Linked DNA regions of Homo sapiens: region 1 is linked to region 2. A link is a contact called in ENCODE Hi-C or POLR2A ChIA-PET data. All regions are on one chromosome and are shown on one strand. Each heading gives the region's core, a stretch centred on a gene start or an enhancer-like site at or near the end of the contact. The rest is flanking DNA. Distances are from core to core; before and after follow the strand shown.

Region 1 (3,010 bases), core at 274-2,773, 820 kb before region 2:
TCAAGACAGGCTATACTGAGGAGGTGACATTTGAATGAAGACTTGAAGGAGATAAAGAAGTTACCATGCAGAGATTTTGGGGTTGGTTGAGTGGGAGGGAGTTCCATCAGAGAGAAAAGCAAATTCAACGGGTCTGTGGCAGACTGAGCCAAGGGTGAGACTAAGCCGGCGGGGAGGCAGGGTGGTAAGAGATGAGGTTAGAGAGATTAAGGGGGTGGAGTCCAGACACCAGACTTTATAAGGAAAAGAAGTGATATAATGCAGATGATATACCATGATATAATAATAATACCATACAACAAATTTATTATGTTGCTGCAAAACAAATTATCCCAAAACTTCAAGAACTTAAAGTAACAAATGTTTATTTCATACAGTTTCTGGGGGTCAGGATTGGGGAGCAGCTCAGCTAAGCTGGCTCAGGGTCACTCATGAGGTTGTAGTCAAGCCGTCCACTAGGGCTGCAGTCATCTGAGGCCCTGATGAGGGCCAGAGGATCTGCTACCAAGATGGCTCACTTGGCTGTTGATAGAAGGCCTAGTTCCTTATCACATGACCTTCCACAGCACTGTTCACTACATGGCAACTGGCTTGCCCCAGAGTGAGTGATCAGATGACAGAGTGACCAAGAAAGAAGCCACAGTGTCTTTTATAACCTAATCTTGTATGTTACATATGATTACTTCTGTCATATTCTATTGGTCACACAGACAAACCCTGGTACCATATGGGAGAGGGGATTTACAAGTGCATGAATATCAGTACATGGACAGCATTGGGGATGGATCATCCTGGAGGCTGGTTACCACACTGGCTTGTAGAAAATTTCCTCAGAATAACCATTTCTTCAAGAAATACCAACAAATATGTGGCCCCTAAAATACTAGAGTTCCCAACCCTATCTGGGTTGGAGCCTGAACGAGGACAGTCCAAAGAGCAGGGGCTTCAAAAACTGCTGAGAGTCTGAAGATTTTATTTCAATTCTGCATGAGCATGCTTTTTTCTTCAAAGCCCCACTTCCTCTAGGCCTGGCCTCATTATTTCATTCAGCCAATTAACTCAACTTGTAATAATCTTAGTTAAACCTGCAAATTAAAAAAAAAAAAAAGCAAAAGAAAAGAAAAGACAAAAATAAACCCTTTGAGGAAATCTATAGAACTTCAGAGGCAGCCTGGACCTCTCTCGGTAATTTAACCTTGAGATGACACTGAACTTTGCGAAGGGCAGAGCAGACCCACCCATCCCCCTAAAATCCCTAGGTCTCTTCTTGTCGAAGAGAGGCATCTTGTCTAGTCTAAGAAGAATGACTGAGGACAGACTATTTGCTCTGTCCCGGAAGGCCAGTACTGGATTTATCCAGAAACAAAAAACATGGCTCTCCTGAGACCCAGGGCGGGCCTCTTGCCCAGCCCCCACCAGACTCAGCCTTGGCTGTGCAGCCCATCAGCCAGTTTCCTAAGCTGAGCAGCAGATGGCATCCCAGCCTCAGGAGCGAGCAGCTGAGGTTTCTAGAAAGAGCAGCATCACTGTAAGGAACTCAGACTGCGGCTTGGCATCTGGGAGCCCTGCCTCCCCAGCTCCCAGCTCAGGGAAGTTTCTGCTCTGTGCCTACAGATTAGGATACTGTTAGGCCAGTGTCTCAGAGAGTAGGGCCTGAAGCCCCTAGTCAGGAAACAGATGGTGAACACAGGGTCTTTTCTGAGAAAGATAAAAATCAGTGGTTTCTGCAATTATATAAGCACTAAAAAAAATTTTTTTAAACGAAGAAAACCAGTGGCTGCTGTTCTCAGACAGGCTGTTTTTCCTTCACTTGCCCTTTGCTTGAGAGGGTCCACAATGACTATATCTTGGTCTGGGGGCTGGCAGGTCCCTGGCGGGAGCCTCCTGGGATGGCCAGATGGAGCCAAAGACAACTTGAGGGATCAGTGGGCTACTGAAAGCATCTAGGGAATTCCAAGGGTTCAAAATTGAATATTTTTTTTCCCCTGATGACCCAAATGAAGAGCTATACCCCAGAGCTGACCGCCAATGACGCAGGCAGGGCTCAGTCCTGCAGGCCTTGTTTCTGTGCCTCAATCTTACTCCCTCTCCTTATGCTCCTCCTCCTCTCTGTTCCATTTTTTCTCTCCTTCCTTTTTCCTCTATCATTTCTATCCTTTTACGTCTTTCACTGTGTGGCTCTATTTCTTTCTTCTGCTCCAGTGTAGGAAAGAAAGCTGATTACCAAACTGCCTCGGCAAAGTGGCCATGGGCATTGAGCCACACACAATTCCCTGTCTTTAGGGACTCAGACCTTGTCTATACTTGCCTCTCTCTCCCTTCCTCATTTCTTCCCTCCCTGCTGCTGATACCTGATGGCCAGTCCCAAGGAGACCTGGACAAAGAGAGGTCCAGAGGTCACCAAGAAAATCTACTCTCCCCCCACAGAACCTGTACTCCCTGCTTTGTAGCTCCTGACAGGAAATACTCCAGAGGCTTCCCAGTAGGGCTGAGGTCCACTGAGCCTCCTGTTCACTGAGCACTCACTGTTTGCCACTAAAATGTGAGCTTGAGGGCAGGGCCCTGTCTACCTTGTTCACTGCTATACCCACCATATCTAGCACACAGTAGATACTCAAGAAATAATTGTTAAAAAATAATGAGTGGGGGATGGAAAGATGAATGTTGAGCACTGTATTAAGTATTAGGGGCACAGGGCTGGGCGTGGTGGCTCACGCCTGTAATCCCAGCACTTTGGGAGGCCGAGGTGGGCAGATCACAAGGTCAGGAGATCGAGACCATCCTGGCTAACATGGTGAAACCCCGTCTCTACTAAAAATACAAAAAATTAGCCAGGTGTGGTGGCATGCACCTGTGGTCTCAGCTACTTGGGAGGCTGAGGCAGGAGAATCGCTTGAACCTGGGAGGCTGAGGTTGCAGTGAGCCGAGCCAAGATTGTGCCACTGCACTCCAGCCTAGGCAACAGAGCGAGACTCTGTCTAAAAAAAAAAAGTATTAGGGGTACAAACAT
Region 2 (2,802 bases), core at 274-2,773:
GGCACCCTACCTGGCAGGCAGAGGTACCACTGTGGCCCTGGGGCCCTAGGGAACAGAGGGCACAGGGGCAGGAGGCCCTGAGAGAGGCAAAGAGGCTTATTCCCCCATGTAAACACCACAGGGACAGGGCTCAGGGGAGGGCCCCGCTGGTGATCCAAGTACAGAATGCAGACAAGACACAGGCCGGGAAAGAAGAGGACCGATGCCCTTTGGGGCTTGCCCAGGCAAGAGAGAAGCAGCCACCCTGAAGGCCACATGGAGGCGTGAGGCCCCTCCATTCCCCCTGGGATGGGTGGGGGAAGAGAAGGAGTCTAGAGTAAACCAGGACAGAAGCACTTGGCCGGCCCGGCTGTACCGAATGGGAAGAAGGGAGCAGGGTGGGGCTGCCGGTGTCAGTCCCCAACGGTGGAGGCCGAGGGGCAGTGTCCTCATTAGGGCAGGGGATAGCTCCGAGAACCACGAGGAGCCCCTGTCAGGCTCAGCCCCTTGACAATGTGTGGCTGTCGCCTGTTTCCACATGGACAGGAGGGATACTTCCAAACCGGCTGGTGCAAGTGGAGTGCGGAGCAGAATCCTCAAGGACAAAGTCTGGGCTCGTGGGGAATGGTGTGTGTTCCCTCCTGGGGCCCGGGGAGGTGCCAGAGACACAGCTCCACAGTGTGGCTGGCAGCCTGGAATGAAGGCCACGGAGCGTCCTCCCCCAGCGGGGTCCACAATCCCAGGCTGAGCACACACATCCCCTCTCCCAGTTACCTCTCACACTTTGTCCTCCGAGCATTTCTGCTTCCCGATACCCAGACTTCCTCCCTAGGGGGCCTAAGGGCATATGCCCTCGTCCCCAGTCTCCTGACAGTGAGTGGAAGGGAGAGACCAAGGGGCCTGGTGATGGCTCTGAGCTGCGGAATGATGATGAGGCCCTGCCTTGCTCCACTCTCTTCCATCACCCTGTTACCTCCCCCAGAGGGACAGGGCCCGGGTCTGAGGATCTCCTCCAGCCCAGACCTGCTAGGTGGGGGAGGGGACGCGCCTGCCTCCCCTTTTAAATCAAGCCGTGCTGCTCAGCCTCTAGGATGGGCGCAGGAGCAAGGACGGTAGAAATAAAAGAGGTTATTAATAAAGAATGTGGGTGAGGTCCCTGGGAAGCCAGGCCTGCCACGCTCCCCTAATATTCCCCCCTCCAGTCCTGGGTGCCACATCTCCATGTCTCTGGGGGCCCCAAATAAGGACGCAGCGCCTTTAGGTGACTCTGCTGCACGAAGCTTCGGAGAAGTCCACCCGGGCTTTAACACCCCCGCCCTCCATCACAGCCCGCATCACCCCCCGCCGCCGCCGCACTCACACCACCAGGCGAGAGATGATCCAGGACACCATGGCGGGGCCGGGCGCGGCGCGGGGCGGGGACCCGGCCCGGCCGAGGATGCAGCTGCCTGAGGCCGAGCGGCGGCGGCGGCGGCAGCAGGAGCCGCAGTAGCAGCAGCAGCCGCTGCAGCAGCCGCCGCGGGGGCAGCGGAGCGCCCAGCGCCGCCGTTAAAGGGGAGGTCCCTGCCGCAGCGGCGGGCCGTGGGCGGTGGCGGCTCTTAAAGGGGAGGCCGGGAGGCCGCCGCGGCGGCGGCGGCGCGCCCCCGCCCCGGCACCTGCTGTGGCCGGGCATGCGCCTCCGACCCTCAGTGCCCTGCCTTCCTCGAATCGCTTGTTCATCTTTCTTGGGTTTCAAGCCCTAGGCTGTTGTCGTGGAGGTCTCCATGGTTACATCCTGAAATCGACCCCTGCCCACCTCCTGCCCTGCCCACACCAGGCGCTTACTGTGTGCCAGCCCCTGTGCTAAGAGCTTCACTGCGTTGCCAGTGAATCCTCTTGACCACCCTATAAGGCAGGCGCTATAAAAGCCCTCATTTTGAAGATAAGGGAATGAGAAGCTTAAGGCTCAATAATCTGTTGAGAGTCACAAAGCCACCAAGTCATGCTGCTAAGATGACCCCAGGAAGCCTACTTTAAACAGGTTACATCCCCCAACTGCTGACTAGCAAACTCTCCTCATTACAGGCCCTGAAGACATCCACCTGAGCTCCTGAGTCACAGGTACAGCCGCACCTGTCCACCCCACTCCTTCTCACCCCGTTGAAAGAGGATCTCCCCTGACCAGATGATGTTTTGTTTTTTTGAGACAGGTCCTCACTCTGTCGCTCAGGCTGGAGTGCAGTGGCACAATCTCAGCACACCTCCTGGGCTTGAATGATCCTCCCGCCTCAGCCTCCCGAGTAGCTGGGACTACAGGCCCAAAACACCACCAGCTAATTCCTGTTTTTTTGTTTTTTGTTTTTTTTTGCCAAGATGGGGTTTTGCAATATTGCCCAGGCTGATCTCCAACTCCTGAGCTCAAGCGATCCACCCGCCTCAGCCTCCCAAAGTGCTGGGATCACTGGTGTGAGCCACCGGGCTGCTGGTCTGCTTTTTTAGGTTGTCAGCTCCTAAGCTTTGCAGCGGAACAGAGCTTTATGCTCTCAATGTGGTTACTGACAACAAAGGGTCAACCTTCTTTTCAAACAGAGGGGCTGCGAGAGGGTCCTGGGGCTCCAGTTCCACCCCCATCAGCAAGCACTAGTGGCAGTGAATGTCCTGATTCTAAAGACATTTATATCCAGAATGTAGGCTAGCCTGCCTCCTGATCTTCAGGAAAGCAACCAACCTCCAACCATCCACCAACACCCCCAGCCCTATTGCTCTCCTTTCCTGTCCCATTTTAGAGCTTCTGCATTCCTCTACCCTTTATGTTGAGTTGTAATCCTTCGGGTGACCACAGCA

The links. A loop is a pair of places that touch in the nucleus more often than their neighbours do. ChIA-PET counts read pairs that join two places held with the same protein, here RNA polymerase II (POLR2A). Pooled maps may share reads with other maps.
Region 1: a pooled map shows a loop between it and region 2 (5-fold over the local background). The contact joins the enhancer-like site here to the promoter of REEP2 in region 2. A Hi-C loop is called at or near these places in 1 of 37 single-sample maps with no recorded cell type and 5 of 50 pooled maps. POLR2A ChIA-PET finds 5 or more read pairs at or near these places in 1 of 52 experiments (naive thymus-derived CD8-positive, alpha-beta T cell).

What each region holds. Positions count from the first base shown.
Region 1 is chr5:139,261,289-139,264,298 of GRCh38, reverse strand. No RefSeq gene overlaps it. Among named protein-coding and RNA genes, the nearest start is that of SNHG4, 11 kb to the left of the region's middle. RefSeq lists an enhancer at 1,575-1,644. Within about 2 kb of position 1,523, at least 6 of the 41 ENCODE cell types and tissues checked have a DNase peak (open chromatin) inside an H3K27ac peak, as active enhancers do.
Region 2 is chr5:138,437,778-138,440,579 of GRCh38, reverse strand. REEP2 (receptor accessory protein 2) reads right to left here and starts at 1,523. Exons shown (of 8, transcript NM_001271803.2): 1 at 1,340-1,523. The coding sequence starts at 1,371. RefSeq lists an enhancer at 357-890 and a silencer at 1,276-1,695.